3 separate regions of the Mus musculus genome follow, and all the other regions are linked to region 3. Evidence: chromatin loops called from intact Hi-C (ENCODE). Cell type or tissue: left cerebral cortex. All regions are shown on one strand. Each heading gives the region's core, and the rest is flanking DNA. Links, peaks and the distances in the headings are about the cores only. Region 1 holds the start of Gm41059 (a long non-coding RNA gene). Region 2 has its middle 76 kb from the start of Gm32990. Region 3 holds the start of Plk2 (polo like kinase 2).

Region 1 (10,854 bases), core at 1,281-9,280, 240 kb after region 3:
TAATGGATATGGGGAACACTCATTTTCAGTCCAGGTTCGGAGGAATTCATGTCTCTGGCTTGATCCTTTATTGATTTTATAGATTTAGACAGCTTGGAGGCCAGTCTTCTCCTGTGCTGAAAACGAAACTCGGACTGTCTCAACTGCTGAGTAATTAACTCCTCATGCTCCACCAGGGACAATACACCCAACGGAGTAAGGCATAAAACTCGAGGGTCTACTCAAAACGGGGCACCCTTCAAATATGCCATTTATGAAACAGGCACTGAAGACTGATCTACAGAGGCATCTATAAGTGGACATTTCCCCTCTGTCTAATAGAAACAGTATTGCCTGTCAAACCTTAGTAACCTCAATGTTGGGAAATGAAATAATTATAGCTATATCAAGTATAAATAGGACAGAATTTACTTATCAATCATGAAAGAAAAAAAACCTGGGTATTTCTTCTATGTTACACGGTTCCCTACGTCCTTTTTCATTTTGTACAGGACCATAAGACACTAGACTAGTTAACATCTCTTTATCCTTTGTCATATTGTGGTGAAGCCTCCGTAACAGGACACACTGGCCTCAGATCCTCCATAGGTTGAGACGGCAGAAGAGAAATGCAGAGCTTACGAGTTCAAGAATGTAAGTCTGAATCGGGGTCTGGCATTCTAAAAGAAAAGCGTAAACAGCCGCCACAGTAAATGCACAGATCACCGAAAGGGACTGTGGCTTTATTTCCAGGAGACTAATGGTTAGGACAAGAGTAAAGGGTTAATAGATACTTCAAGGTCTATTTTGTTTGAATGTCTTAGATTCAGTAAATAAATGCCAGAGAGCAGGTACTGCACCTTAACACATGCAGTGTTTTATCTGCATCTTGCTTAGGTTTTTCTACTCTCATCTGGTGCATTCTATAAACTCTAGATAAAATATTATCCAGTATTTGTAGTCACAGGAGAAAACAACTCACTGCGGTATCACTATAATCACCATGGGGTGTTACATGATCGCTGTCTTGCTTCTCCAGCGTTTTCTCGATCTCTGAACAATTTATAGGTGCTGCAAATGCATGTAACCTGAAGCACTGCACGTCTTATATCACCATGGCCTTATCTTGACATGTGAGAGGGAGCCGATGATCATGGCTCTCAGACAGCCACTCAGCACCCGAATGAACAGACCCTCCTCCCACCCTGCTCCCCTACCCACCCACTCCCACTTCTTGGCTGGGAAATACATCCCATAATCAGCCACCAAACGCAGACACTATTGCATACGCCAGCAAGATTTGGCTGAAAGGACCCTGATACAGCTGTCTCGAGTGAGGCTATGCCAGTGCCTGGCAAATACAGAAGTGGATGCTCACAGTCATCTATAGGATGGAACACAGGGCCCCCAATGGAGGAGCTAGAGAAAGTACCCAAGGAACTGAAAAGGTCATGTTAACTTCTTTACCTGCATCCTGCTCTTCGGTGCTTAAGATTAGAGCTCCTTTCTACTTGATTCAGATCTGAAAACACTTGGAAATGATCTCTGAGCACTCAGTCTCCTGGGTCTAGACTCTCAGGAGATAACCCCCAAACTTCAGCCCTAAGGACAGGCTCGGGCGTCACTTCAGTGCTCACGTCGGACATTTTTGTCTTTTTTAGGATTTTCTTCGAGTCCATCCCCTTGCCTTCCTTTCCTGCTGTTCTCTTCGCTCCCGTTCACAGCCATCCACACACAGAACCAGAATCTCAGAGGGAAGCATGACCTCATGTGTTTGTGGTCCTCATAAACCTGCCTTGTCTTCCATTTTAGTACTTTAAGTTGTGTTGATAAAAACAATAAAATTTATATAGTTTATCTCTTTACTAAAAAGAGTCAATATGCATTGTTCACCATGACTTCAGTCACCTGCACTGACTACCTACTTAAAGTGTAAGCTTTTTCTTAGATGAAAAGAGAAGATCAAATGTCTGTGTAACTCTTCATTTAACAAGCCTTCTCCTCTCCTCCTCCTCCTCCTCTTTTTTTTTTTTTTTCTGAGCTAGGATGTCATTATATCACCCACAGACTGGCCTAGAACAGACAGAGACATGAGGACCCTCCATGAGACACAGCACATGTAGGCCTTAGACACCTGCTTGCTGCCAAGTCACACAGCCAAGACAGAGGATGTCACTCAGGGTCCTGCCAGTTGTGTAACCAGTCTGCAGCAGAAAGTTCCAGAATGTGTAAGCATGTGGTGGACAGGTGAGTGAAAAGGGAAATGCTGCATGCATCTTAAAAAGCCTTAAGAAGGAAGATGGAACTGGAGACTCAAAGGTGGAGAGTAAGTAGCCTGTTGTGAGTGGCCAGCCCCACCACTTGGGCTATGGTGAGATTCTAGCCTGTGCTCCCACTGAAGGCCATGTCTGGGTCTGTGGCAACACAGCAACAGGGCTGGGTGGCAATCTCTATGTCTCATATTGCTACTAGAGAACATGGAGATGTCTCTGGTGGAGGTACCCTCTGGGGACCACATGGATGCCCAGGGGCTATCCAGAAGCTGTCCCTGACTCTCACTGGCTGCAACTCTCTGGAAAGTTGGCCTCAACTCTTATATTTGTTATATTTGACAGTACTTAGGAGAACAGTTCCTGAGCCTCATTGGGGCAGCCCAACAGAGCAGACCCTGGTAGTGGTGGCATAGGTAAGCCAACCCCAAAGGAGAGAGCATGGGAGAGCTGGCCCTACCACTCTTCTAGTCTGCCATGAGGTGGGGGGTGCAGGGAGATTGGTACCCTCATCCTTTCTCCATCTTCACATGCAGCAGTCTGTAGAGTTGGTCTCCTGCGTGAGAACAGGAGAGCTAGCCTTGTGTCACGGCTGGCTGTAGCACTTGGGGAAGAGTGGGCTCTGAGTTTTGCCTGGGCAGCACAGTGGAGCTGGCCCTGATGATGAAGGCACAGGCAAGCAAGTCCCAAGGGTGTGAATGCAGAAGAGATGGGCCAGTCCCTCACAGGCTATGGCACTTGGGAAATTGGGTCCCACCCTTTGACTGGGCAGCACAGTGGATCTGGGCCTGAAAGCATGGGTGTGGTGCAGGTGAAAGGCCCAAGGTCATGAGAGCAAAAGAGCTGACCCTGCATCCTCCTGATGGCAATGGTGGCATTGGATGTCCTAGCCGGAGCAGTGCTGGAGGACTAAGTCTGGTGGTGTGGACAAAGGAAAGCTAGCATGCTGATCAGCTCAGCTATCACCCAGGCCCAGATCCAGGGCTCTGAGTTGACCTACCCCCAAATCTACATCATCTATGAAAGGGCCAGTCACACAGATCCAAACCTGCAGGATCTCCACGTTACAGGACAACAACGGGATAACCAGAAGTCTCAGTGAGGATCCAATATTGGTGTCACAAAAGCCAGAGACCATGAAGCAGACCAATGAACATTTGCAAGTGAAGATGTGTAGACAGAGGGGAATGCTAGGGCACACACTGTGACATAGTACAGCTTTCGTGATGAGATTTTTTTTCTGTGCTTTGTTTTGTGTGCTTTTTATTTTTGTGAGGGAGGGCGTTGCAAGGAGACGAGGGGATGGAGGCTGGGGGGGGGTGAGGTGCATGATGTGGAACTCACAAGGAATCGAGAAAACGTTTACTTTAAAAGGACCCTCTTAATATAAGGTGTTTACATTTGTGACTTCACATCCATTTTTATATAGTAGGTTGATTTGCATAATGTGATATACAAATAGATATGATAAAATGATATGAAACAAAATCTCATCCAAATGTTCACATTCAGTGTTTGTATGACTTTGGGGAAGAAAACAGATAAGAGGGACTCTTCTAAAAACAGCTGTGTGGTTCTTGTCCTGTTTCCTGACCCGGGTAATGTTCATTTATGGCGGCACAGAGTAAGTTTATTAGTTTCTGCAGAAATTTAAATCATATATTTTTACATGAATCAAATGATAGGTTATAAATGAAATTAATCATCTCTACTCTTTCCTATAAGTAGAAGCTAATTGTATTTTGATATATATCTATAAATATAATATTGTTAGCAACATATAATTAACACATTCATAGAAATACAAATATTCAAATATTTTTCTGGCTCTTTGGACCAGGATCCCAAGCACCCGTTCTTCTACTAGAACAGGCTAAAAACTGAAATGTCCAAACATTTTTATCATTATTCTTACTATTTTCAGAATATGGGTGAGAATTATGTCATATGCGGTATGAGGTTTTGATCTGACTAAACCATTTTGGTTCAAGGGCAACTGCAGAATGAAGCATTTTATAGCGTGTACATGTATATATGTATGGTACGTGAATATGCTCGCATGAGAGTGTGGGTGAAGATGTGTATATGTATGCATGCATGTAGAAGCCAGACATTGAAGTAAGGCATCTTCCTCTACCATTGTCCACCTTGTTTTAAACGGACAAACTTTCCTGAGTTTGGAACTCATCAGTTGGCTAGAATATACATATATTATATATGTGTGTGTGTGTGATGTGTATTCTGTATCTATTCTATATATACATAAGTATATATCTACAGAATATCACACACACACACACACACACACACACACATATATATATGTGTGTGTGTATGTATCTGTGTGTGTCTGTGTGTGATGTGTATTCTGTATATATTCTATATATACATAAGTATATATCTACAGAATATATCACACACACACACACACATATATGATCTGTATCTTGTATGACCACTGCACTCCAGATATCTACAAAAAGGCAGGGGATAGGAAGCCAAAGGGTAACCTGAACTCCAGAACACATTTGAACTAGCCTTGGCTATATATCAAGATGCTGCCTCAAAAGACAAATGACAAAAATAATTTTAAGGGTGATTTCCCTGAAATGCAAAATAATGTATATGTGTAATATAAATTGGAGTCATTATAATCATTAACCCAGAAACCTAAAATTAGACAGAAATACAGAGCTTAAAGATGATCTTGACATTATTGTCTTATAAAAAATCTTCATAGAAATTGTTTAAATGGTGTGAATTGCAAATTTAATTTTGGATTTTCTCTCTGAGTTTGTATGTATTATTCATGGGTGCAGAACATATACCACCGGGAAGTTAGGAAAATTGCCTAACTCAAGTTCATGTAAATTAAACTTCCTTTGAAATCTTCAAAAATAGCAATTATTGAATCAATGGTGATCCACTATTTATAGCCTCTTTTGTTACAATTCTTACAAAGTGTTTTTTTAATAATGCAATTTTAAGAATTTCTCCTTGTTAAGAAGAGCCACAGAATTTTTTACGTATCTCTGATATTAAGTGCCATGTTTAAAAGTTCAGCAAGAACAATGTCTAAGATTTGTTTTACCCTTGGAACAAGCCTTTGCATGACCTTCCAAAATAAATAAATAAAAAAATAAAATCTCACAAAATATAAGGGCACAATGCAAACACAGAGAGAGAGAGAGAGAGAGAGAAAGACAGAGAGAGAGACAGAGAGAGAGACAGAGAGAGACAGAGAGACAGAGAGAGACAGAGACATAGAGAGACAGAGACAGAGACGAGACAGAGAGGTGCAGGATCTTTTTACTTGATACCAAAAACAGTAATTATTTTTTGAAATTTGGTGAGTGAGTGAAAATCCATTTGGAATGGTATGTGAAGTGCTACGTGAGACATGGTTTGAACTTGGATGTACCTACATTTCTGAAAGCAGATCCGGGCTGTTTTGAACATAAGTCCAGTATGCCTGACATACTTTGCTTCCTCTGAGCTCTCCTAACAAGGAAAGAAAAGTCTATTTTTAATTTCCTACTTCATAAATTCTGTTCTTTACTTTTCTAGGACTGGTTATTCAGGGGGATGATCTATCTATGGAGATAAGAGGACAGTTGATGGATTTCTGGCCACTGGCTGCAGGCAAGGTTGGCTTGAAGTGAGGCTGCCTGGGTGTGTGCCCCTGCAGGAAAAGCAGGAGGAAGGAGCCAGGCAAAGAGGACAGCCCTGTGTGGGAAGATGTGTCACTGGTCATTCTTTACAAAGAAAATAAAAATGAGATTTCTTGTTGGCTGTCTTACTTAGTGCTTCCAAAACCCCCTTCCTCTTTTCCGTCTCATAGAGTCTAATTTTTTGAAAATAAAATAAAAGATATTTTAAAAAGCCATGGGTACCCCATGCTGACGTATAACAGGGAATGTAGAAGAACAAGTCTCTGTGTTTCAACACAGATTGGATTTTGCCCACTGAGATCTTCAGCTTGCTCTGCCTCATTTATCATTGAGATGGGCTTCACAGTGTCAGAAGCAACCGCAGCAGGTGGTGTACAAAGCTGATGGCTGGTGGTCGAATGCACCAGATGTCCAGCCAAAGCAGACATGACCAAAAGAACCTGGAAGGAAAGCAACAGAAAGGAAGCATTCAGGGAATGGAGCAGACACTGGTAAGACCTTCCCCACTTGGCTTTAAAGAAATAGAGTCACCATTATTCCATGGCCAAGAGAATGTCATGTCCAGAGGAATTATTTTAAATAGATTCTGAAGCTGACAATGAAGCCCTGACAGGTGGTTGAGCTGTGTTCCCAGTTGGTGAAAAGGTTTACAGAACAGAACATGGCTGGTTCCTCCAAGATCTACAAAGGGAAGATCTAGAGACACACTTTCCCACTTCTGCACTCGTCCACCACCCAGGAAGATCCTTAAGTGGCTCTGTTACTAGTGTTTACCAACTGCTTTAATAACTTAGGATTTAAAAGGGCGGATCTGAAAGAAGAGGCTGGGCTGGAACTTGGAAGGCAGTCAGAAATCCAGCCTGGCAAGTCTAATGGTTTGTTTTCAGCCTTTATTTAACCACCTTCTGCTATCAAGAAACCTACAAGTACTCTGGGGAAGTTTATACAGAAGGAAATGGAGAAAGTGTACATTGTTTCTGAGTTGTTTTGTTAAGACTCCTGGATGGCAAGGGTGTGTGTTTTATAATTATGAAAGTTTGCTCAGCTTGTAGATATGTCGTAGGTTTCACTCTGACAGCCAACCAAGATCCGGTAGCATGCCGTGCCACCTTAGAAAAGCAAACGCTCGAGAGCCCTTGAATCATCTTAAATTCTGCCCTTGTGATGGCTATAAATGAACTTGGCTGCTATCCAACGTAGGCCAGCGGAGAGAACATGCCAGGGGGAAATGTTTTTGTCCGTGCTGGAATGACCAGCTGTCACTGCGTGCCAGCAAGTGGAGGGCACAGAATTGGCGGATCTGTGGGAATAAGCAAACAGTCCTGCTTTCTCCACAGAAACTCATTTCCCTCTGCTGCATATTGACAATTGTGAGCTATGTTTGCAAAGTGGTTTGTGTGCAAGCAAAGCATCCAGGAGGGGAGAGGCGAATGTTTACCCCAGCAGGTCTTAGAAGTGCCAGCTTCTTCACAGAAACACAGATTAACACATTCCCAAGCACCAATATAAGTAAAGATTTGGGCGTTCCTGTATTAGGGGAGGAAAGGGTAAGAGATATAACTTTTGGGTGTGGGATAGATACATGTGATTGTTTAAATTAGCTTGATCAGACCCTACATTAGCTTTAATTCAGTCTGGTCTTTAGTGGATCTATGTTTAAAATAGCTTCCTACCGGTTAACCACACTGTTAGATTTCGTCTTGAATACCAAGAATATCAAATTAATTACTGTGAAACTAATTCAATATAACCCCTGGACTGCATTAAAATAACTTTATAGTCTGTGTTAATATTTGAGACCTTGATACATAGGAGCAGTTGAAAGTACTAAAGCAAGGATATTATTTAAAATAAAATAATTGAATGGAGGAATTTTTTTTCTTTCCTAAGTTTTAAGAAGGAACTATTTTTATTAGGTATGTTGTTTCCATATTAGATGACTTAAAATAATTTAACTGTTTTTAACAGTCCAGAAAAATAGTAATGACTGGCATATGTATGTATATATATCATGCACACAGATAGTCAAGTATGTACGAGGGTGATTATTTTTAACACAGGTTTTAAATGGAGAGTCTAGACCATGTTATCTCCTTTTTCCATGAACAATTCCTACAGTGACATTTGTTATGCACTAGTTTCTGTTCTAAGTACACAACACATATTGACTTATTTAATTCTTTGGCAAACCTAAAAGATATATGTGATTTTTATACCTACTTTACTTGATGGAGTCACCAAAGCTCAAGTATTTAGTAATCTGCAAGATCTCACATTCTACCAAGCAGCAATATGGACGTTAGCGATTAGAATGTCTTCCTAGGAAATCTTTGCCCTGGGCTACGTTACCAACCGGCAAGTCAAGAGGTGAAGTATACCCCTGCATTAGAGTGAAGCCATATCCTTTCAGGTTTCTCCATCATCACTCTGTCAAGCAGGCTTCCTGTTTATTGGTACTGCCACACAATTACAACTAATGTTCCCTATGGAAAATTCACAGGAAGATGCTAAGCTCTATTGGAACCGTTAATGACTGGATAACACTTAATATGATCTTCATAGTTGAGAGGTTAACAGTGAATATAATAGAATTAACCTAATAAAATCTGCTGTGAACTTGAACTCTCTGCTCCAACAGGCCACATCAAAGACATATGGAGTACTTAGCAAGCTTGCTGTCAGCTGATTCCTTTAACACCGTGAGAACCTAGGAACTGGAGAGCTGGCTAAGGTGCTTCAGAGCATTTGCTGTCTTTAGAAAGGACCCAAGTTCAGCTGCCAGCAACCACGTGGCAGCTCATAAGCACCTGCAACTCCAATTCTAGGGAATTTGATGCTCTCTCTTGTCCAGTCTGTCTCTGTGTCTGTGTCTGTGTCTGTGTCTGTGTCTGTGTCTGTGTCTGTCTGTGTCTGTGTCTGCGTCTGCGTCTGCGTCTGCGTCTGTGTCTGTCTGTCTCTGTGTCTGTGTCTGTGTCTGTCTGTCTCTGTGTCTGTGTCTGCGTCTGTGTCTGTCTGTCTCTGTGTCTGTGTCTGTGCCTGTCTGTCTCTGTGTCTGTGTCTGTGTCTGTGTCTGTGTCTGTGTCTGTGTCTGTGTCTGTCTGTGTCTGTGTCTGTGTCTGTGTCTGTGTCTGTGTCTGTGTCTGTGTCTGTGTCTGCGTCTGCCTCTGCCTCTGCCTCTGCCTCTGTCTCTGTCTCTGTCTCTGTCTCTGTCTCTGTCTGTCTCTGCCTCTGTCTCTCTCTTTCTCTCTCCACATATACACACATACACACAGACAGAGACAGAGAGATAGAGAGAGACAGAGACTAAAAGAAGAATTTATCAATGATTTTATTCTTTTGATAGGGGATCTTTCTTACTGGTTTGGGTAGTAACTACCAGTTTATTTTTAAAACAATGTACACAAGCATTGCTGTGTCTCTTGAGCCTTCCCATGAAAGTCCTTTCCAGCTTGAATGGTAGGAGGTGGGAGTAAGGAAAGAGTTAGGAGAGGAGAGGAGCATGTATAGGAACAGTGGAAAGAATACGTTTTCACTCAGTGTTTTGTTTTTGACGTCCAGTGCTCTGGTGACAGAGCTCTCTAACCTGCTCATTTGTGGTCATGAAGTACTTTAGAGACTTTGTCTATCACACTGCATCTTATTTTCACAACAGAGCATGGGCCTAAAACTATATCCATCTACCCAGCTTTTCTATGGAAATACAATCCTTTTTTTAACGACAATAGAAACGTCTGTATCATGTGCCTATTCTAAATTCCAATTATGATAGTGATGAATTCAAATATTCCTAAAAGAATAGTGACATTCTATCTGCAGTCTGGGAGAGAATAATTTCAGAATTCTTTTTTCTTATGTGTGAAATATGTATATGAATATATATATTTATGTATATATAATATAGCTATTCAAGTTATTAATATTCACTATATATTATTTATTTTATTAATCATTACTTTCATTAATCATTATTATTTTCATTAATCATTCCATTCACTATTTCTTAAATGATACCCTCCTTCCTGGTTACCCCTCCACAACCGTCCCATCCCATCCCATCCATCCTCTCCCCCCTCCCCTTTGCCTCTATGAAGGTGCTCCCCCATCTATCCACCCACCCCTGCCAAACTGCTCCAGCATCCCCCTCCACAGGACCAAGGCCATCCCCTCCCACTGATATCAGACAAGACCATCAGGACTCTTAATCACAGGTAGTTGGAATGGTGATTGTCCTTTTAATATGAATAGACATTTGTCTTTAGTATCTACTTCATGGGTCTGAGGCCTCAACTCAGATTTGTAAGAAGTATGAATTCTTTCACTTTGAGAACTTGAATTGTCATCTTTTTGTTTTGTTTTGTTTTGTTTTGTTTTGTTTTGGTTTGTTGAGCCACAAACCTACCAGACAAGCAGGACTTTTAGACCACACTCTCTCTCTTTAAGAATTTTCTCATTCTTCATTCCTAGTCTTCTAATCAGCTTTGGTGCAGGGGGCAGCCCTTTCAAATTACAGCGCTCCCTGTTGTTGGGGATAAGACAGAACCCATGCATCACTGTGGTAATTTTGAGTTTCCTAAAGTATTAACAGGAAGACGCAGCCTTTGACCTGCAGAGATGAGTATCGTTCTGATCTCTTTGACTTGTTCTTACCTGTTACAACCCATTTCCTAATCTTTTCTATTAATTGTAACTTCTTAGCAATCCATGGTAAGTCTAGGCAAAGGCTTGAGCTTTTGGACTGACAAGTCATTTCTACCTTTAGCTGTAAAAGGGAGGGACCATCAGGAGTGGAAGGGAGAAGTCTGAGAAAAAAAAGTGTGGTCAATAAAATTCCCTGGTTTGTATGCTGACAGGCAGTGGAACATGATTGCGAGAGGATAGACTCTGAATCCAGGCCATAGCAACTGACTTAGCCTACAAACAGAGTCGCCTCCAGT
Region 2 (10,854 bases), core at 1,708-9,707, 94 kb after region 3:
ATATGATATGGTGACCCCTCCCCTGACCATTAAATTATTTTTGCTGTTACTTCATAACTCTAATTTTGCTACTGTTATGAATCTTAATGTGCATATCTGTGTTTTCCAATAGTCTTAGCAGGAGCCTTAAAATGGTCATTTGACCTTCAAAGGGCTCTCAACTCACAGGTCATTTGACCTTCACAGGTTGAGAAGCACTGGTCTAGAGTGTTTGTAAGACACCAGCCAATGCCTCCCTCTTATTGCTATTTGTCATGGTCACCAGAGTCCCAGAACATTTTATCTATATAATCTTGGACTGCAACTCCCCAAAATGTGAGGCAAAATAAGCCCTGTCTCTTTAGAAGTTATCAAAGGTGTTTCTTCCAAGTGACAGTAAGAGGCATAGTACCAAATCTTATGTATACAGTAGGTTTAAGGATTTTGTGTGTTTTGTTTTTCTTTCTCTACATACTTTTGACAAAAATAATTTTTTAATATAGATGCAACAAGAGGTCATGGCCCATAGAGTGAGAACCACTGGGTGAGATGATGACCCTGGATACCATCGCCGCCAACATTCTACTTTTCCTTAGCTTCAAAAACCATGCTGATAGTTAGGTACCACTTTTCAGCGTGCAAAGGATCTGAACATAGTTGTGGCTGATGACTCAGGAAGGAAGCTGATGCTTCCCCGAGTTCCTTTATAGCTAGCTCTCTAACGCTAGCTCTTTCTTCTTTTCTCTTAGAGGAAAATAACCCACCTTTCTTTACAAAATGATGCATTGTTATAGCTGCTAAAAAAAAATAGGGTCCTAGAATTCTGGAATGATTTAACATTACCTATTGAGTAAAGTTACAGATTTCATGACAACAGCTTTACTAGGCTGATTAGATACAAATCAATATGAGTGACAGAAACATGGGTGCATATCCATAAAAGATGTTTTAAAAGACAATCCTGATGAAAATCTGATAGCAGAAGAACACAAATACCACCTACCAAATAAGGAAGATGGAGTTACTCCACCATGACCAGAATGTCTTCAGCTATTTGATGGGACCCAGGAATAAAATCATGGACCTTGTTCTGCCTTTGGAAACAGAAGGGAGATTTAGATGTGGCTTGGTCTCAGCATGGGAATGACTAAAGCCTCTAGGCATTTTTTTTTTTAACACAATGGCAAAATTTACATTTTAGGTCACAGCTGGGAGACATCAGCCTCTTACATCTGTCACTTAAATTTATACACTTCTTAGGCTTCAGAGTCTTTCAATGAAAGAAAAATTACAAATTTTATAAAATTCTTCATACCACAATCAGGCAGTCAACAGCCGCTCTTAGCATGGGTGCTACTAATCTCATAGGCACATAGAACAAGCCTCCTGGCCCCTCGAGTTCATAATCCTACCCTGGAAATGAAGCAATAAACCTCCCAGGTATAAGTAAGGCTCGAATTACAAATCAGACATAGGTGCAAAGTAAGTCTTTTAAGGATTCAAAGGGAGAGAGAAATACCTTCTTGCCAACTGTAGGATTGCTTGCCAAGAAAACAAGAGTCCGGTGAGAATGAATGGAGTTTAACTTTGTAAAGGTATTTTACTGGTGAGGAGTTGAAGGTAAAAGAAAAATAAATTAGCTTTAAATATGACAGGAATCATTGCTGTTGTTATTATCATTATGCTCATCTCCTCTCACAGCTTGAGCGCTGCGTGGAGAATCTGGGTTGGATCCAGTAGCCCAAGCATGAGACAAAGTGGCTGTGATGATCTTAAACCTTCCTTGGCAATTGGCTTGCTAAAGATCTAGCCCCAGGTTTAGCTCCTCGTACCATAAGAAGAAATAGATGCGGGGAAAAGGAGGAAGAGGAGGAAGAGGAGGAAGGACAGGAGGAGGAGGGGGAGGAAGAGGGAGATAAGGAGGGAGAGGAGGAGGGAGAGGAGGAAGGAGAGGAGTAGGAGGGAGAGGAGGGGGGAGGAGGACTTCAGAGACCTATAGACTATTGTCAGGATACATCTTTCCAGCAGACTGAACTCAGAGAAAAACAAAAAACAAGAGTATTTATTGTTCAAGTCCTTATTCACGGTATCGTGCTTGGCACTAGTGAGGGTTCTAAAGGTGCCGGTATGAACTAAGATATGTGGTACCTAGTTGTATGAATAATAACTCAAGAGTTTGGTCTTCAACATTGCTCATGAACAAGATTTATTAATCCAAGTTGTGTCTGTTCGAAGACAAAATCCAGAAGATGGGGTGGGGGGGGGGAGGGAGAAGGGCAGGGGGGGGGGGAATAAGTGATGAATGCAGCCACGGGTGAACAACAGATCGTGTTTGTTCTCAGTTTTGGTCCTGACAGGTTCATTGGCTGCAATCTCACAGGGGCATCATTTTGACTCTGAAGTTATTATGTTTTAAGGTGAGACCGTTTGCCACCCCAAACTAAACTACTGAGGACAGAAAACCATAGTAAAACAATAGAAAAATAAAACCGGCATTGCCTTGTAATCCGCTTTGTTATAAATTGCCATCGCGTCCACAGTGACACTGCCGGCAGCAGTTCAGAGGCACATTCGAAGGAAAACTCATTTGATATTATTTTCAAATTTGAAACTTGACGCATTTTGTGACACATCACGAAAAGGAAGAGCTCTGTCGTCTAAAATAGCCAATTTGGATTTTCCATTCCCTTGTTCCCTATTTTCCAGCAGGCCCCTACTTATCACCCCAGTTAACTTGTAAGGAAAGATAGGGCACATCAAGAATTCTGCCATAGAAAATAACTCCCAGTTTCTAGAGCTGGGGCACTTTCTGATCCCAGCAGGAAGCAAATGTCTGTAGCTGGGCCATTAAGGGAGGTGAGTGATTGCTTAATATATTTTAATGGATTGCTGGTTGGCAACATCACAACCTAGGCTTTCTAAACAGGAACTTCAGAAGCGGAGCACAGAAGCTCTAGGCTGTGGCAAATGAGGTTGTTACAGAATGCTTTCATCTGGAAGCTTTTGATGAAGTTTGAGAAGTTGCCACAGCAACAGATGATGTCACCTGGTGTTTAGGAGAATTTGAAGATGTCAGAGGAAGTGAGTAATCCTTACCTGGAGAAGCAGAGCAGGCACTGATGCCGCTCTTCAGAAAGGGACAGTGGAAATCACAACATCCATTCACCTTCTTTTCGGCTAAGAACCCATATGTGTGTTGACGTGGGCTGTTAATGAGCATGATAGTCATATTCTAGGTATTCTTACAATCCCTTTCAACATTAAGTTGAAATGTGGAATATTCTTGTTACTTAAAAACAAATTAACTGCACAAATACTATTTTGGGGGTGACTGTAATGATTTGATGTCGGGGGCTTGGGAAATGGTGTAGTTGGTAAAGTCTACTTACATAAGGGCGAGGCTCTGACTTGGGATCCTCATCTCCCATATAAAAAGCAGGGCACTATGGCACATGTGTATAGTCCCAGTGTGGTAGAGGGAGACAGTGGCCTCCCTAGTGATGATTGGCAGGGAGTCTTGTAGAACTGCACACTCCAGGTTCTGCAAGAGACTGTGTCTCAGAAGACAAGGTAGAGAGTGACAGAAGAACACATGCAATATCAACTTATGGCCTCTGTATGCACACACATATTCATGTGCACCTGCTTGCCTGTGTGCACACACCCACATATGTGTGTACATACAAGTCCAAAACCACACAGAAAAGTGATTTGACTTTGCCTTCAAATGTGCACACGGCAATTTCAAGGTGTCTTTCTTTTAAGAGTTTGAATTTACTATGTGTCTTAGTTAGGGCTTATATTGCTGTGACTAAACACCATGACCAAAGCAACTCTTATAAAGGAAAACATTTCCTTGGGGCTGGCTTACAGTTTTAGAGGTTTAGTTGCATAATTGGCACGGTGGGGAGCAAAGTGCCTCTCAGGCAGATGTGGTCCTGGAGAAGGAGCTGGGGGTTCTACATCTTGATTTACAGGCAGCAGAAGGAGACTGTCACACTTGAGGACATGAGACCTCAAAGCCCACCTCCACAATGACACACTTCCTCTAACAAAGTCACACCTCCTAATAGTGCCACTCCTCTGGGCCAAGCATTCTAACACATAAGTCCAAGGGGGCCATTCCTTCAAACCACCACATTATGTAAACTTTTCACTAGCAAGAGGCAAATTCAGATACATTTTATGAAATTGTAATCAGTAATTTCCCATTGCATTGGGTAGATATAAAATAGAAAGACATTTAAACATTTTCACGAAAGTTTCAGTAACAGATATTTAGGATAACTTACGTGCACCCATGTATATGTATGTATCCCATGTATGTATGTATGTATGCATGTATGTGTGGATTTTCTTAGATGCCTGGTTTGGTTAAGAATTCCCTGCTGCTTTTTGCATGGAGTTTTAATATCTAGGTCAATGACTTAAAGGCAAAACAGGTAAAAAAAATAAAAATTCTGTTTACTTGGAAATTTTGGGATGAAGAGAAAAGAGCAACCATGGATATTCCCGTGCTCTTGCTTAGCTAGCACACAAACAAGCATCTTGAGTAACCATGGTCACAGCGTATTTTGTGATTCTGGACATTGTTCTAAGAAGACACATTTGAATCTTGTATATAATTTTTTTTTTTTTATAAAATCAAGTCCCAGGTTGTCCTGGTTTTCAAGAACATACTGAACTATTGTTCAACACTGGAAACTATGCATGCATTAGCTCCATAGGCAGAAAGGAATGCCTGCTGAATGTATCCCTTTGAAACTTGACTTAGGCCAAAGTATTTCCCTGGGTTTAACAGGTGTAAACTTGTTAGTGTCTGGATAGGACATGAATAGTGATGACCGGGAAGAAGTTATCACATCTAAGATTGAGTTAGCTGTCTTTTCTGTGTGCTTTCATTTTCTTTTTCTTTCTTTCTTTTTTGGTTTTAAGGCATTTCTTGTAGGAAGGCAGAAAGAGAGAGAAAAGAATAGAGAAGCAGAGGCCAGCTATGGCCACATGGAGAGAGGAGAGAAGGTAGGAGGGGAGAGGTGAAGCACGGAAGCAAGAGTCTGTGTGCTTTCTTAATGCTCTGTGTAAGTCTTGGTTTCTTCTATCATTACCTGGTAACCTGCCTTTGGAACAATCGCACACGGAACAAGGCAATGATTGATTCATGGAATCCTTTATTTCACCAGTTCTGATGTCTACATTTTTTTTATCACTCTCATATAAACTCCATGCTATGCTATTATTGACTATAAGTGGACTGTGATTAATGAACCAGAATTATTGGCGCAGAGCAGTGGGGTCTCACTTGATTTTGGCGAGGCATTTATTCATCACTTGAGGACTATTCACAGCTCTGCTTTTTACAAAGCAGCCAGCAACTCTCCGTCCTCGCTTCCGGTGTGACTCACAGGCCAGCAGCAGCAGGAGCAGCAGCAGCACTTGGCATTATTAGAAAGACTGAATCCCAAGCCCCGCCCCCACCCTGATCAGAAGCTATGCTGTCAAAGACTCCCAACCCACATGACCATCAACCTTTGAAAATTGCTTTGTGAGGAAAGAGAGGAATAGAAAGGAGCCACACTTGCTGCTGGATGAAGCGCTTTTCTTTTGTTGCCGTGATTTGTGAAAGAGTATCTCCCACGTGTTAAGAATTAAATCTAATAACAGGAAAAAATGTCACGGGTGCAAACATAAGAGATCAAATTTAAAAATAATATAGGCTTGTATGAGCCCTTCCTTCCAGTGTGGAATATGCTTCTCCCGAAGGCTTGCTTTCACTGTTACTTGGCATCCCTTTTTAATTTTTGGTAATTTAAACTGGTGAAGTTTCTTTGAAATCACAGTATCATTTGTTCAATAATACAAGCTTTTCTTCCAGAAGGTCAGATACTGGTGGCAGACTAACAATCCTGCAGATCTCCCATCTTGCTCTGTATATAGCACTCAGTAATGTCTGAAACACGGAGCACACCGCTTCTTCAGTTAAATGAGAGGACAACTTATACTTGTTATTTTACATTGGTTAATAAGCCTAGATGTACTTACTATCATAACATTATGTATATATTATATATACATTATAATACATTATATATACATGTATAGTATGCATATGTGTATATGTATACACACACATATATAGCATATGTATTTCAAATGTGTAAAAATATATTGTGGAGTGACTACCTATCTAATGTATGTGTCACCTCACATTTTTAATTTTTTGTAACAAGAACTCTTGAAAACTACTCTTAAATGTTTCTCAACATCCTACATTTAATTGTGGTCACTATGTGATATATTTTTTAAACTCTTAGGTCCCTTAGAAAAAACAAGGTTAATATGCCTATGGTGTGTTTTTCTCAACCATAAAGTCCTGTCATCGTGTTGTATATGAGCAAGCGCAAGTTTTAAATGTTATGTTCCGAATAAGACCAACATCAAGTGCACAGTTTTCACCTCTCCTGGTAGGTGTCTTATGCAGACCATTTATGCAGACCATGCAGATGGGGAGTCCAGAAAGTAAACTTCAGTGCTGGACCCACCAGACCTTTGCAGAATAACCCATCAAGCTGGCTGCATTTCTGTTTCATTGCTTAAGCAAATGAACCACGTGGGCTCTGGGGGACACAGTTCATGTGTCCTTCCAAGCCAAGCTCAGGAGAAGTCTCTTCTGGTGCCTGGTCCACAGCACCCCTACTATCCATCTCTGTCATGAGTTCCCTTGCATGGTAATTGATTTGCACTCTTAATGAGGCTGAGAGAAAATCACTGAGAACAGAGTTATGCTTTTCCCATAGAACCGAGGAATCCATATCTTTCAAGGTACATTTTAAAGAGTAAAACGAAAACTGAGCCCCTCAAAATTATGAAGTCAAACAAATCAGCCAATTTTTTTTCTGTTTTTAATTTAATAGCTTTGGCCTTAACATTATATTTAGATTTAGTCCTTTTTTGCTTTGAAGATTGAAACCTTTTCTCTGTCCTTAAGAACTGCCGTACATTTTTCTCTCTTTTTGAAGATGTTAGGGAAATAATGGCTGCTTCATCTCACAACTGTCCAAAGACAAAAGAAAGTCCACTCAGGTTTATAAAGATGAAACAAGGCTGGGAGGAGGACATCTCAGGAAATAGTCAGGTTTCAGAAAGATTGGTTACATGGGTACTGGGCAGAACACTTCACATGGGTCTACAGTAGCCTTACCTATTATTATTATTATTTACTAGGATTCAGCACCAAATATTCTTTGAGTGGTTATCTACATTTCCATGTTTGAGGAAACACACACACACACACACACACACACACACACACATACACATTTTACTAAATTAGCTGGGGTAAAAGTGGTATGAAAATACTTTTTTTTTTTAAAGTGAGACAAAAAGTGAAATATACTTCTTCAACTCTAGATTTGGCTTTAATCCCGAACTCTCAGATCTGGCTCTAATTAGAGCTCTTAAGGTACTAACTTGGTATCTTCTAGATGTAATTACCCTTGATCATGGAAACGCCAGTGTGACACCTGGAAGATGGGGTGATTCAAGGCGCGTTAAACATTCCTTCCCGGCTGATCCTTATCCTCACCTCTTAGAAGCTAGCTGAAGCCATCGTTTGTAATTCCTTACTATTTGTGGTTAGTGTAGCTCCTCTTCCCAGACAAACACAAACACCATGTATGTCCACATTTTCAAAAGGATGGGAGTTTTGGAATATCTTAGCACCCTGACATCCACTTAGAGTCTACAGAGCAGAGTTCCTCCTTTGCTTCTTTCGTGTCCTGTTTGTTCAGCCATGGTCTGTTTGTTCGTTTTGCTTTACCTCTGTTATTTCTTTTTAAGATCTTACTTTTTCTTACACCAACTGATTTCCTTTACTGGGCTGACACTATTTATGTTCTTGACAAGCTTTCTATCCAAATACTTGCTGCTGGGCTGAAAGGGTCAATTCAGTGCTATGCACATTCTTTCTTCCAAAATGGTGGAGCATGGGAAGGGGGTTCACCTGTCCGCCGAAGAGCAGACAAGAAGCAGAGAAAGAGGTGGAAGGACCAGGCTGACACATGACCTTCAAAGATGTGGCTTAACTGGTACACTTCCTTCAACACTGCCAAACGGAAACCATCTTTCAACACAGTGGTCTCTGGAGGACATTTTATTATCAAACCATAATAACTCATTTTTCTTAATGGATATAGTTTCACTGGCCATAAAGTCTATTTTTTTTGGCTTATATTAAAAAGTGAATTCGTTTAGAAACACAGGATCTAACTTTGCATATGGCCAAAACTGGCTGGATTTAAGTGGCATAGGTGTGTTTTAGATGGGCTGTAAATGGTTCAGTTTGACACAATGTCTCCTAAACCTAACTTTACGGTGCTGTGACACAGTGCCTGAGATAGAGCCGTTTATCACTAGCAGAAACATAGCTTGTCACTCTGGAGTCTGGCAAGCTCATGATTACAATGTTGACAAGATCAGTGTCTGGAGACACTCTGGTCCTTCCTCCCGCGGTGTGACTGTGAATGTTCTGTCCTGTGTGGTAGGCAATATTGTGCTTACACACAGATGAAGACATAAATGCCAGAAGTGGCTCTCAGTTGTTTTCATGTATAATCTGCTCTCATGACTTAAGCACCTCCCCACAAAGCTCTATGTCCTGATACTGTCACTTTTCATGCAAATATTGAACAGTTTTATATCCAGACTGTAGTATGTGCTAAAAGAAATCATCACTGTCCTGTGGGCATTATATGTTAATATGGAAATTAAAGATTCCAGAGCTACATTATTGACCGTGTTAGCTCATGCTCTGTCTGGTTATTTAGATTTTTAAGCTAACTAAAAATTAAATAGATTTTATTTTCTTAGTTACCATAGACACATGTGGTAAATTTTGTTGGCTCTGGCTCCTCTACAATAGTAATATATTCTCAAGGCTTCTGAATAAAGCTTTAAAGTGCCATATGCCAACTAAATACTAATTAACTCATGCATATCTTATGGTCTTTTAAAAATAAGAAGGAAGAGTTGACAAAATTAGCCACCCAACCATTTTCTTTGGAGAATTTGAAAAGAAACCTTATTTGGACTGAATAGCTGCCTGTGGCCTTAGCTGAAATGTAAGCATTTTAGCCTGATCTATCAAACTGTCATTTCAAGTGCAATTGTTTGAAGTGATTAGCTACTTTGAGTTCAAGTTCTCTCTCATTCCACGAGGTCACTAGGGCAAAGGCAAGTGCTAGTCACTTGTGTGGCACTCTTCTGGAGGCTTAAGTAATATTTAAGCAGCAAGACAATACAAGCCCCAACGTCCTCAAAATAGCTCATCTCTTACATGGGTTTCTGAAAACAAAGTTACTGTGGCAGGTGGACCTAGTTGTCTTCATGTGATTTATGAATATTGCTGGTCTTTTAAGGAAGAACAAAAAATGGATGTTGAGGTCAGAAATGGAGAAAGATGTTTCATATCCCCTGCAAGTCTTACTATTTATCTTTCAATGTGTTCTATCAATTTAGAGAGAACAGAATTCAACAGATATCATTCGGCAAAGCTCTTCTAATTCAGACTTTAGACCAAAGTCCCTTGTTTCCTATCTTTATCCAGAACTATCAGAATGCATACCCCAAGACTGGATCTTTTTTCTGCTTTTTTTTTTTTTTTTTTTTTTGAGACAGGGTTTCTCTGTGTAGCCCTGGCTGTCCTGGAGCTCACTTTGTAGACCAGGCTGGCCTCGAATTCAGAAAACCGCCTGCCTCTGCCTCCCAAGTGCTGGGATTAAAAGCATGCGCCACCACCACCTGGCTTTTTTTCTGCTTTCAACAATGACTTATAATGAGACCCAGCGAAAGCATATCTGGAACTCGAGTTTCACAGGAAAGATTTACCTTTTCTATGTGACTGCCTGGAGATTCTATTTCTCTTACTTTATGCCTTTTAACATGGTGGTTACAACCTACCACATCACATTCACCATCAATGAATGCAATCTGCAGTTTGAAAACTACTGCTCTGAATAATACTGGAATTATCCTTATTATTCCTGGATGTAAGACTCTTTGAGAATCCATTAAAATATGCAAAGACTGAGGATCTTAGCAAGATCCATTGATCTTCTGGAGTCACTGATGGTGACACTTCCCTTGCTGAACTTTCAACCTGAACTTCCCTCATGATTTGTGGGACTGGGGTTTCTACTCACCAGAAGTTCAAAAGATCTTCTCTAAACCAGCCTGTTAATGTTTCCACTTGCCATAAGCGAGTTCAAAGGCCTCTCTGAAACTGGCTCATTACGGCTTGGAAGACAAATGGATTCACTTTTTACAGAGAGCTATGACAATGCATTCCCATTCTTGTGTCCAGGCTCTTGCAGTGGAATTGTAGAAAAATTTAAAAACTAGCTAATTTCTTAAAGGTCGAGAAAGTAAGTCATCTGACCAAGTCGACAGAATATGCAAACATTGTAACATTTGCTCTACAAAACAAAATCCCTTTACTTTAGATTACATTCAGATTTTTGTAATGAAAACATATATTGATTCAAATGATAACATATTAAGTAATTTTCAAACTTCAGTTACCCTCTAGTTTATTTACAGTAATTATTAATCAATGAAGAAAGGCTGTTCTTTATAGTTCATCAGAGTCCCACTGAGATAAGGTTTTGCCCTACTCAGAGTTACTTACTCTGTTGTATAAACAGCTACTTTTCAAGTTCGACCTTGTCCTAGGAGACTCCATTTTACAAGCAGCCCCTTTGACTTCATTTTGAGGGAGTAGGAAAACTATAGCTCCGGGGTAGGCACAGAAACTGCACCATGTGTTAAGTGCCTTCCATCTAGTATAGATTGATAACATTCCATAGTCTTGGGTCTAGAAAG
Region 3 (10,854 bases), core at 1,833-9,832:
TCTTCTTAACTACTAAGACTGGACTTACCTATGCTTGATAGTGGCCTGGAGGAAAAACCATTTGCCCTTATTAATTTGGAATTCTGCATGTCACTCTTTCCCTGTTGGCAAGGACTGAGCACTGATATTTTATTAAAGGCCTGTATAATCTTTGGAACACAGAACTCCAATGTGAAGTGACCGCTTACGTACTGTGTTAACCGAGACAATAGGACGGGCATGGAGTTCGCAAAACTTCGTGGTTCTATGAAAAATGTATTGATAATAGCTATTTAAATCGTCTAGGACCCCGTTTCTTCACCTGTAAGATGGGAAAGATGTAGACTAGGCTATGTCCCTTCAAAACAGGTCCACAGGTAGCTAGACTATGTCACCCTCAATGTAACCGCTGAGTCGGGATAAGTTTGAATTGAATTAAAAGATAGGTAGACACAGAAAGCCTGAAAGTGGCACACCACTTTTTTGTAAGGAAAAAGAAAAAAAATCACATTTATTAAAAGAAGTCTCAAGTTCTAAGTCTCCAGAACCAGACAAAAAGAACGATTCTAAGTAACAAACTTATCAGTGAAAAACATAAACTCTTCCCTATTTACTCCCTTGTTCCCGACTGCCTTTTGTTTCCTGTCTTTTCCCACACTCTTGTTTTGGCTTCTGATAGCATTCAAACCTCAATTCTAAGCCACTTTGGAGGGTACTCTTTTTGTTGTGAATGGAGAAACTTGTGGTTCTGCAGTTTATCTGCCCAGCCCGAGGAACCACAGTGATAATTTGAAAGGGTAGAAGGAAAATGATTTTCCCTCCCCTAATATGGCAGACTTTTTCATTCAGGATTGTATTAAGATGATATAGACAGGGCCGGGCAGTAGTGGCGCACACCTTTAGTCCCAGCACTTGGGAGGCAGAGGCAGGCGGATTTCTGAGTTCAAGGCCAACCTGGTCTACAGAGTGAATTCCAGGACAGCCAGGGCTACACAGAGAAAAGAGAAACCCTGCCCCCCCCCCCAAAAAAAATGTATACAGCATTTCAAAATAGCTACCAGCGGTTAATACGGAACCATACGCGCTGGAACAAGGAAGAAGGAAAGTCTCTGAGATGGTACAACTGAACAGTAAAATCTGTAAAAACTGAACAGCCGCCTTTATTCTCCACTATACCCCACTGTGGGACCTTAGATTGACTCTGTGTACCAGGGCGGTGACATTGCTTAGTGACATTAGATCCACGCAATCTGAATCACCTAGTTGGAACAAAAAGTTATAGATGACTTCAATTGTAGAATTATAATTGGCAACAGAACACTTTTAGCGTTACTGTGGAAGCCAGCCCATATTGTTGCTAAGGAACCTCGGCCCACTTAGACCGTTAATCGTTTTTCTGAAAAAATCCACAGGATGGCGATCTTGCTTAGACTTGTTGCGTACCAAACCTTCTCCAGTCGTCAAGCCCTCGCTCCACTCCAAGGTTAAGAGCCTGGCCTCTGACAGGGGTCACTTATCAGGCGATGGGAAGAGGCTGCAGGGAGCTCAGATACTCCCACGCCACAGCAGGTCACCCGGATCTGCGACCCGGATTGTGCCTGGTTCCCTAGCTGCTCTGGCTCTGCCTGGTGCCCGGTTCCGCAAGGCCGGCCACTGAGCCTCCCGCCTGCGGTGGCGGCGGAGGTCCCCAAGCGCTCCGGGTCTCCGGGTGCCACCCCGCGGGGCTCGCTGGATGACAGGGTGTGGGGCTGCACACAGTCAGGAGGGCGGTGCCAACCCTGCGGCTCCCCCGGGCTGCTACCCCGCATCCCCGCTCCTCCAGGACCCAGACAGGGCGTCCGCCCTTGGGTTTCTGTTTCCCACGTCCAAAGTCAGGGCACGCGACGAACTGGGGGCACTTGGCGTACCGCCGCCTTCAGGCCAGGTCGAAGCCCACGACATCCAGGCGGCCACCCCGCACCTATCCACAGCGCGGACTCCGGGGCCGGTGGGTGGAGCGCTCGCCGTGACGTCACGAGGCCCCGCCCCAGCCAGCCGGCGCGTATTTAAAGCTTCGCTGCTCGCTCTTGCTCGCACAAGCGAAGCAGGACGTCAGACTAGAGAGTAGGGAGAGAGACTGGTGCTCGAGGGACAGGGCTAGCCCGGACGCTTGTCCGCGCCTCGGAGGTGGCAAGTAGGCAGTGTCGGGTGGCGAGGCAACGATGGAGCTCCTGCGGACTATCACCTACCAGCCGGCCGCCGGCACCAAGATGTGCGAGCAGGCTCTGGGCAAAGCTTGCGGCGGGGACTCAAAGAAGAAGCGACCGCAGCAGCCTTCTGAAGATGGGCAGCCCCAAGCCCAGGTGACCCCGGCGGCCCCGCACCACCATCACCACCATTCCCACTCGGGACCCGAGATCTCGCGGATTATAGTCGACCCCACGACGGGGAAGCGCTACTGCCGGGGCAAAGTGCTGGGCAAGGTGAGGAGCGGCGGACGTCAGGCTGCCGGGCGGGAGGGCGGGCTGCCCGGGCAAGCTGAGCGAGCAGGGACCCAGCGCCCGCACTTCTCGCTCCTTCAGCTGTCTGGTTCCCCGAACGATCGACGTGGGTTCCTCTCCTGCCCTCCTGGGCTTCTGTGCGCCGACAGCGCTGGGGTTCGGATTTGCATCCTTAGCCTGTTTTTCTCCCGAGTCTAAGAAGGAGGACTGAAGGCATTCTACCTTGGCCTTGGGCTCTCACTATCTGATCCCCAGGGAGCTAGCCTGTCAAATTTCTTCAGAGGGCATTTTCCTCCCTTTCCCCCTTCCACTCCCTTCTCCATAGAGTTCTTTGTAAAGGGGAAACGAGAAAACTGGACTGGTTTCTAGGAATGTGCTGCCCTTCCTGAAAAACCATTATACAAAGCAGATTGTACTGCTCTGCCCACCCTCTGTTCCTCAAATTTTGCTTCCCGTTCCCATTTACGTATTCATTTATTTTAAACGTTGGCCCTTCATTTTTTTTTTTTTTCCTTTTTTCTGTCCTGCTCAATTCCATCTCGGCTTTGTTTCCTCGCAGGGTGGATTTGCAAAGTGTTACGAAATGACAGATCTGACAAACAACAAAGTCTACGCTGCAAAAATTATTCCTCACAGCAGAGTAGCTAAACCTCATCAGAGGGAAAAGGTGGGTATGACTGTCGACTAAAGTATTTTCTTTGTGTGCAGGGATGGCCCTACCCTGTTAGAAAAAAAATGTCTTCTGCATGTGTAAGCACTGCCTTTCCAGACACGACGAGAGACTAATAAGCCTTCTCTTGCTTTTTTTATTTTTCCTTAGATCGACAAAGAAATCGAGCTTCACAGACTACTGCACCATAAGCATGTCGTGCAGTTTTACCACTACTTTGAAGACAAAGAAAACATTTACATTCTCTTGGAATACTGCAGTAGAAGGGTAAGTGTTGACTCCTGGGTCAGCGAGCTTGCCGACAGGAAGCCGGAGTGGTGTTTGGATTACATTTTATCAGCGGTTTTAGCCGTGACAGTTAATTAGTCTCCCACCATATGAGACTGCGTCGTCAGTCCAGCAAAGGGATGCCCGATCTAGGTAACTTTATTTGACAAATTCTCCTCTCTCCCCTTCTCTTCCTAGTCCATGGCTCACATCTTGAAAGCAAGAAAGGTGTTGACAGAGCCAGAAGTCCGATACTACCTCAGGCAGATTGTGTCAGGACTCAAGTATCTTCACGAACAAGAAATCTTGCACAGGGATCTCAAGCTAGGTAAGGCTTCTCCTGCAGCGACGGGGGTGGGGGTGGGGTGGGGGTGGGGGGGTGGGGGCTAGAGAGTGGGAGGTTTTCCAGTGTTGTGAATCTAGCTTTTTGAATGGGTGCCTTCACTGGAGGGTGCTGATCTCCAAGTGTGAACCTTTCCAAGGGAGTTCATGTTTCCTTTTGTTTATCTTCTAGGGAACTTTTTTATTAATGAAGCCATGGAGCTGAAGGTGGGAGACTTTGGTTTGGCAGCCAGACTGGAACCACTGGAACACAGAAGGAGGTGAGAGCCATGCTCTTCCTGGGGTTTGTGGAGACCAAATATGCCTCTATTATTAGTTAATAGAAAGTTAGTTCACACTACAATCTGCAAACCACAGCAGTGTTACTAAACGGAAACTTGTGTGCACTCTTGAGCGAGATAACTTACACCTCTAAATGGATTATTAAGGCAATCAATAAAATAAATGTTTAAATTTACTTGATATATACATACACACACATACACATGTACACACGCACACACAGGATCTGGTCTCATCTGGTTAAAAATACTTGGTCATATGGGCTGGGCAAATTGTACACACATTAAAAAATTACCAAAAGAAACTTGGTCAAATAAAAACACTAAAAAATAGTCAAGTAGAAAATGAGAAAAAAAAATTCAAGCTTTTATTTCCCATTGAGTCATCCCCAGAGAAGTAATTTTAATTGAAGTCATAGTTCCTAATGAGATCTTGCTATATTCTGTCTTCTCAGAACAATATGTGGAACCCCAAATTATCTCTCCCCCGAAGTCCTCAACAAACAAGGACACGGCTGTGAATCAGACATCTGGGCCTTAGGCTGTGTAATGTAAGTAAATGCACTAAAAAAAAAAAAAAAAAAAAAAAAAAAAGCCAAAGTTGACTCAGTCATGATGCTCAAAAAGAGTTCCTTCTTGACCATTTCTGAAGATGTGCTTCTGTGTACCCAGGTATACGATGCTGCTAGGAAGACCTCCATTCGAAACCACAAATCTGAAAGAAACGTACAGGTGCATAAGGGAAGCAAGGTATACCATGCCATCCTCATTGCTGGCCCCTGCTAAGCACTTGATAGCTAGCATGCTGTCCAAAAACCCAGAGGACCGCCCCAGTTTGGATGACATCATTCGGCATGACTTCTTCCTGCAGGTCAGTGCTCTTTGACCTTTCTGTAAAATTGAGTGTCATCGTCCTGGTTGCTGGAGAGGTTTCTGATGGTCTCTTCTGGTTCCACAGGGTTTCACTCCGGACAGACTCTCTTCCAGCTGTTGCCACACAGTTCCAGATTTCCACTTGTCAAGCCCAGCCAAGAATTTCTTTAAGAAAGCCGCAGCCGCTCTTTTTGGTGGCAAGAAGGACAAAGCAAGATATAACGACACACACAGTAAGTTTCCGTATCCAGGATTTCCCTTGAGTTTGATGACTGCATTGAGACTTTCCCTTTAGCGCAACTTCACCATCTTATTTGTATACTGCTGACACTAAGAGAATGGATTGATAGCTTTGGTTTACCTGAGCACTGAAGTGTGTGCTGCCTGCATAGCTGCAGCCCAAGCCAATGATGACATCGTGCTAACTCTTTTCCACACTTGTTGAGATAAATTAACATGCGCAATTCTTTCCCTCGATTTACAGATAAGGTGTCTAAGGAAGATGAAGACATTTACAAGCTTCGGCATGATTTGAAGAAAGTGTCGATAACCCAGCAGCCTAGCAAACACAGAGCAGATGAGGTAGGTCGGGGAAGCACACAAAGAAAAGGTCACGTCCATTCTCGGATAACTAGCATCTGTATGATTAGCAGGGCTGAAGCCATGCTTCCAGGCAGGCTACTTATAAGCTTTTCCAGCGATTATCATAATCTTATGTTAACCTGAAACTTCACATGTAAAGAGACCCAGCCCCTTGGCTCACTGTATGGTGCTTTTCTTCCCTTTCAAGGAGCCCCAGCCGCCTCCCACTACTGTTGCCAGATCTGGAACGTCCGCAGTGGAAAACAAACAGCAGATTGGGGATGCAATCCGGATGATAGTCAGGGGGACTCTCGGCAGCTGCAGCAGCAGCAGCGAATGTAAGTGCTCAAAACCGTATTTTAAATAGACTGTAAGATTAGTGCTGATTAACATAGGAATAAAATCCTAGCATCAGGGAAAAGGCACCAAGGGACCGTGATCTCTATTTCTCTGTCTTTCCCATACGTGGAGTGGAGGGGAAACAGCATTTCCTGATCACAGGGGTTTAATCGTAAACAATGTCGTCATTTCCGTCTCTGTGACTTTGCAGGCCTTGAAGACAGCACCATGGGAAGTGTGGCAGACACAGTGGCAAGAGTCCTTCGAGGATGTCTAGAAAACATGCCGGAAGCTGACTGTATCCCCAAAGAGCAGCTGAGCACGTCCTTTCAGTGGGTCACCAAGTGGGTCGACTACTCCAACAAATACGGCTTTGGGTACCAGCTCTCGGACCACACTGTTGGCGTCCTTTTCAACAACGGGGCTCACATGAGCCTCCTTCCGGACAAAAAGTACGTGTGTGCGTCTGAATGCCGCAGCCGGCCAGTTCTCCGCTGTTGCGCTAATGAAATCTTGGAAACAGTGATGAATTGCTGCTAACCTTTCTTTTCTCTCCTTCCTGATCTTTAGGACAGTTCACTATTATGCGGAACTTGGCCAATGCTCTGTTTTCCCAGCAACAGATGCCCCTGAACAATTTATTAGTCAAGTGACGGTGCTGAAATACTTTTCTCATTACATGGAGGAGAACCTCATGGATGTAAGTACCCCGTGTCTTTTAGAGCAGAGATACGTGAAGCAGTCTAGACCCCAGCAACATCTGCCTCCCTTTGAAGTCTTGTTTAGTTTAGCTTCTCAGGGCTTATCTTAGATGCAGTGCAGAGAGTCAGCATCTCTTTGAGATAGAGCCAGGAATCTTGAGGCCGTTCCGAGGCTTAAGTTTGAGAGGCACGGTGTAACGTCCACACAGTACAGTTTCAGAGGCATTGACCCTCTCTCCTGATTTCTTCCAGGGTGGTGATCTCCCGAGTGTTACTGACATTCGAAGACCTCGGCTCTACCTCCTGCAGTGGTTAAAGTCTGATAAAGCCTTAATGATGCTCTTCAATGACGGCACATTTCAGGTAACTGAGCCTGTTAGGGACCCACACGTCTAGGTTCGGAAATCTTTTTCTACCCAACTGCTTTACCTTTTTTTTTTTTTTTTTTTTTTTTTTTTGGCAGAACCTTGATTACTTCTTGCTTAGCAAGTTCTAATGTCTGTGTTTATTTTTTTCTTAAAGGTGAATTTCTACCACGATCATACAAAAATCATCATCTGTAACCAGAGTGAAGAATACCTTCTCACCTACATCAATGAGGACAGGATCTCTACAACTTTCAGACTGACGACTCTGCTGATGTCTGGCTGTTCGTTAGAATTGAAAAATCGAATGGAATATGCCCTGAACATGCTCTTACAGAGATGTAACTGAAAACATTATTATTATTATTATTATAATTATTTCGAGCGGACCTCATGGGACTCTTTTCCACTGTGAGATCAACAGGGAAGCCAGCGGAAAGATACAGAGCATGTTAGAGAAGTCGGACAGGTGGTGGTACGAATACAATTCCTCTGTGGCCTGCTGGACTGCTGGAACCAGACCAGCCTAAGGTGTAGAGTTGACTTTGGACAATCCTGAGTGTGGAGCCGAGTGCAGTTTTCCCTGAGATACCTGTCGTGAAAAGGTTTATGGGACAGTTTTTCAGAAAGATGCATTGACTCTGAAGTTCTCTCTGTTGAGAGCGTCTTCAGTTGGAAGACTTGGAACTGTGAATACACTTCCTGAAGGGGAGGGAGAAGGGAGGTTGCTCCCTTGCTGTTTAAAGGCTACAATCAGAGCAGCTTTTGGCTGCTTAACTGTGAACTATGGCCATACATTTTTTTTTTTTTTTGGTTATTTTTGAATACACTTGTGGTTGGAAAAGTGCATTCCTTGTTAATAAACTTTTTATTTATTACAGCCCCAAGAGCAGTATTTATTATCAAGATGTTCTCTTTTTTTATGTTGACCATTTCAAACTCTTGGCAATAAAGAGTATGACATAGAAACAGTGGTCTCCTGTCCTTGCTCGTACTCATCACGGCACCCATCGGAGCTTTTAAGCACGGGTTCCTGACACGTCAGTGTGACATCACACACAGCAACAAACTAGACACATCTTTACTATTCCTAGTGACACTTCTAGGGAATCAGTCTTTCATGTCGTCCTTACATTTATGGGCAGTCTTGAGGACCTAACTTGAGAAGTGTATAAAACTGTTGTCACTTTTTACGATCTTCCCCCTACATGATTGGACTCCTGCTGAATTCCAAATGACTTTGTTTCTAAACCAGCTCTTCAAGAATCATTTAACTTAGCCAAAAAGTAGAGTAGTCTCATGCAGACAGACCTGGCATTGCTAAGTGACTAGGTTCAGGAGGTTAACCTTAATATGGGCAAAACTATGGGTTGTGGTACATACATCACTGCGACGCGTTACTCAGCTTTAAGCTGCCTAAACACTTCTAGCGCCTCTGGCAATTAAGCTTCATACTATAATCGTAGGAAACCCTTTGCTAATAACTCACTGTTTTCCTTCTGGTGCACGGAGGTTGAAAAGTTCTGAATATGTGAACCAAATTATGACATGGGTTCATCTTTTAAATTACTAAGTTATTGACGAGGCACATCTGACAAGGTTTTTTTTCTTCTTCTTCTTTCAGTGAAAGCTGTAGAATTTGCACTATGTTGTCCCGTGACTCTGAGCATACACTGACCTACAGATGACCCTAATAAAACTTGCTGTTGTTGTTCAAGCGTAATCATACTCCAAGGAAGATGCTATCCTGGAGAAGGACAGCATTTTGTGCTAGAGCTGTTTACACTGTGATTAGGGGCAAATGGGAGCTGGATGTTGTATTTATCTAAACATAGATGCTGCACCTGGTACACTCAGTGAAAGCCACCTTTGAGAAACTGCTATGCATATCATGAGTCCTCAACCACCCTTGGTACTTTGGGATGTCTCTGCATCAAAATGTATTTCTTCTAATGACTTAACAGTGATGGCCAAGCAAGACTAAGTAACAGGTGAGCACAACTTGAATCTAATTTTTATGAACAGAAAACAAGCAATAGAGTTAAAATGGGGAAAAATAATATCCTTTCCTTTGGATGTTGACATTGGAACTCCACATGCTACTTTAAGGTTTTAGAACAGGCTTAGCCATTCTTGTTATTGAGTATGTGCTGTGTGACAAGGTGCAGGGCCTAGCCTTGAGTTCCCTGAACCTAGGACTCTTCTTGCCCTGCAGGGAGTCTCCCAAAGGCAGATAGTGCAACAGCCTTGGTCTGATAAGTGCTGCGATATTATGATGAAGGTATGCACTGGGTGCTATGATAATTGAAAACAGGAATCAGGAAAGAGCCCTTATTACGTGATAGACTCAGAAACAGGTTCTGTCAGAGAAGGAAAATCTTTATGCAGAGGTTGTAAGATGTTTGAGGGCCAAATAGTTTTGAAAGTCAAGAGATGCCAAGTAGGTTTCAGCAAGTGAAATAATATAGAACAAGAAGCCTAGCATTGAGAGCGTTCATAGCAGATTTATGCATGTAGACTGTGGCATGAAAAGCTAATGTATCTCTCATGCATTTGACACATTGAGGCTATATCATGAAGGCCGTGGATAGACCTACTGAGAGATATTTTTGGTTTATTTTGGTTTTAGATTTTTTTTTTTTATTGAGATGCTAGCTAAGGCTGGCTTGGAACTTAATATGAAACCTATCCTGGCCTGGAACTTAATAATAATTCTCCTGCCTCAGCCTTGTGAGTGCTGGAATGACAAGCATTTTTCACTAGGCCTGGCTTGCTGAAATTTTAAGAAAGAAAGTAATGTATATTAGATCTACAAAATTTATCCTGGCAGCATAGATGGAATGGATGAAGAACAAGATAAGGAGGCGGGAGCCCAAACAGTGATGAAATGAGTATCGGGATCCAGGTGAGAAAGGACTGGAGACTCAGCATAAGGAAACATGAGACAGGTTATTGTCTCCATTGGCCCAGCGGGGAAACATGGCTTACAGAGTGTGCATTGACAGAAATGTAGGGATGGCGTGATGCTGAGAGATGTATAGTGAGTTTAAACAGTAAATCAGAGTCACACAGGAACACAGATATAGGGTCAGAGAGCAGCTGCATAAACATGTCTGTCTCTCTGATTTGAGAGTATTAAGGTATAGGATAATAGTCTGGGGAATGGGAGCACTCTAGAGATCGATTCTTATTGCCTATCCACCCAACAACCTTTGTATTTTAAACTGCAGATGGAATCTCCATTAAACCCAACAGTGATGGCAAGTCACAGCCATGGAGGAAGAAGAACAAAATGTGCTGTAACCATCAGAGATACAGAGACCCTAAATGCCACAACATATCCCCAAAGTAACATGTGGCCTTACTGAGCATATTTGATCCAAAGACATTTTTCCCACTAGCTATAGGAACTCCTAGAAGGGCATAGCTGAGAAAAAAACAATCCTTGAGAAATAAAACCAGTTAGCTTTGTGAACGGTAATAACTACCTTCAGCTAATCTTGGTATGGTCATGGCAGTCTCTTGGTTGTAGTTACCCAATACTCACAATGTATGTATTCTATGCCCCTCCACCCTTCCTGAACGGACTCAAGTCTGCTGAGCAGGAAGCATTTTCCAATGCTTAAAAGTCAGTTTTGACCTTTTGAAAACAGCATGGTTTTCAATAAAAAGTCGCCTCTAAACATCTGTCTTCTATTCAGTGCTAGGAAAGCAACTTACACACCAGAGATGCTCAATAAATACTCATTTTGTTCCCGTTTCCCTCCTGTTTTCCTTGCACACAATGGCAGGACCCCTGATTACCTACAATGCAAAACAAATGACTCCTTGTTTCTTGCCTGTCCTGTCTTCCTTTCGTTATGAGGCCTGGTTCAGTCAGGATAACAAAAATAAATGTGAAATGTTCAAACAGAAGGAATCTAACGGAGAGCACTGGCTTATACGCACTGGAACAGTCCCTCAACCTAACAGGAG

The links. Peaks named below come from ENCODE experiments on the same cell type or tissue, not always from the same donor. Only the 100,000 strongest peaks of a DNase experiment are listed, where the experiment ranks them.
Region 1: a loop joins it to region 3, with 2.9 times the contacts of the local background. A loop is called at or near these places in 5 of 42 quality-filtered maps.
Region 2: it touches region 3 in a loop (2.9-fold over the local background); 2 of 42 quality-filtered maps call a loop at or near these places.

Annotation. Positions count from the first base shown.
Region 1 is chr13:110,636,694-110,647,547 of GRCm38, forward strand. It overlaps Gm33045 (predicted gene, 33045), which reads left to right. Exons shown (of 6, transcript NR_167735.1): 5 at 2,047-2,226; 6 at 5,817-6,048. Gm41059 (a long non-coding RNA gene) reads left to right here and starts at 6,178. Exons shown (of 3, transcript XR_873955.2): 1 at 6,178-6,411. In left cerebral cortex, for the core only: no CTCF peak of the experiment used is centred there; DNase peaks (open chromatin) are centred at 5,759, 5,868, 6,806 and 7,025; H3K4me3 peaks cover 484 bases; H3K27ac peaks cover 1,399 bases.
Region 2 is chr13:110,487,445-110,498,298 of GRCm38, forward strand. No RefSeq gene overlaps it. Among named protein-coding and RNA genes, the nearest start is that of Gm32990, 76 kb to the right of the region's middle. In left cerebral cortex, for the core only: no CTCF peak of the experiment used is centred there; DNase peaks (open chromatin) are centred at 5,396 and 9,093.
Region 3 is chr13:110,392,997-110,403,850 of GRCm38, forward strand. Plk2 (polo like kinase 2) reads left to right here and starts at 2,048. Exons shown (of 14, transcript NM_152804.2): 1 at 2,048-2,441; 2 at 3,019-3,126; 3 at 3,280-3,396; 4 at 3,595-3,724; 5 at 3,911-3,998; 6 at 4,475-4,570; 7 at 4,692-4,890; 8 at 4,978-5,125; 9 at 5,377-5,474; 10 at 5,683-5,812; 11 at 6,025-6,265; 12 at 6,384-6,513; 13 at 6,767-6,877; 14 at 7,037-7,848. The coding sequence starts at 2,181. The coding sequence ends at 7,228. In left cerebral cortex, for the core only: a CTCF peak has its summit at 1,966; DNase peaks (open chromatin) are centred at 2,033, 2,633, 3,192, 3,620 and 10 more places; H3K4me3 peaks cover 6,568 bases; H3K27ac peaks cover 5,138 bases.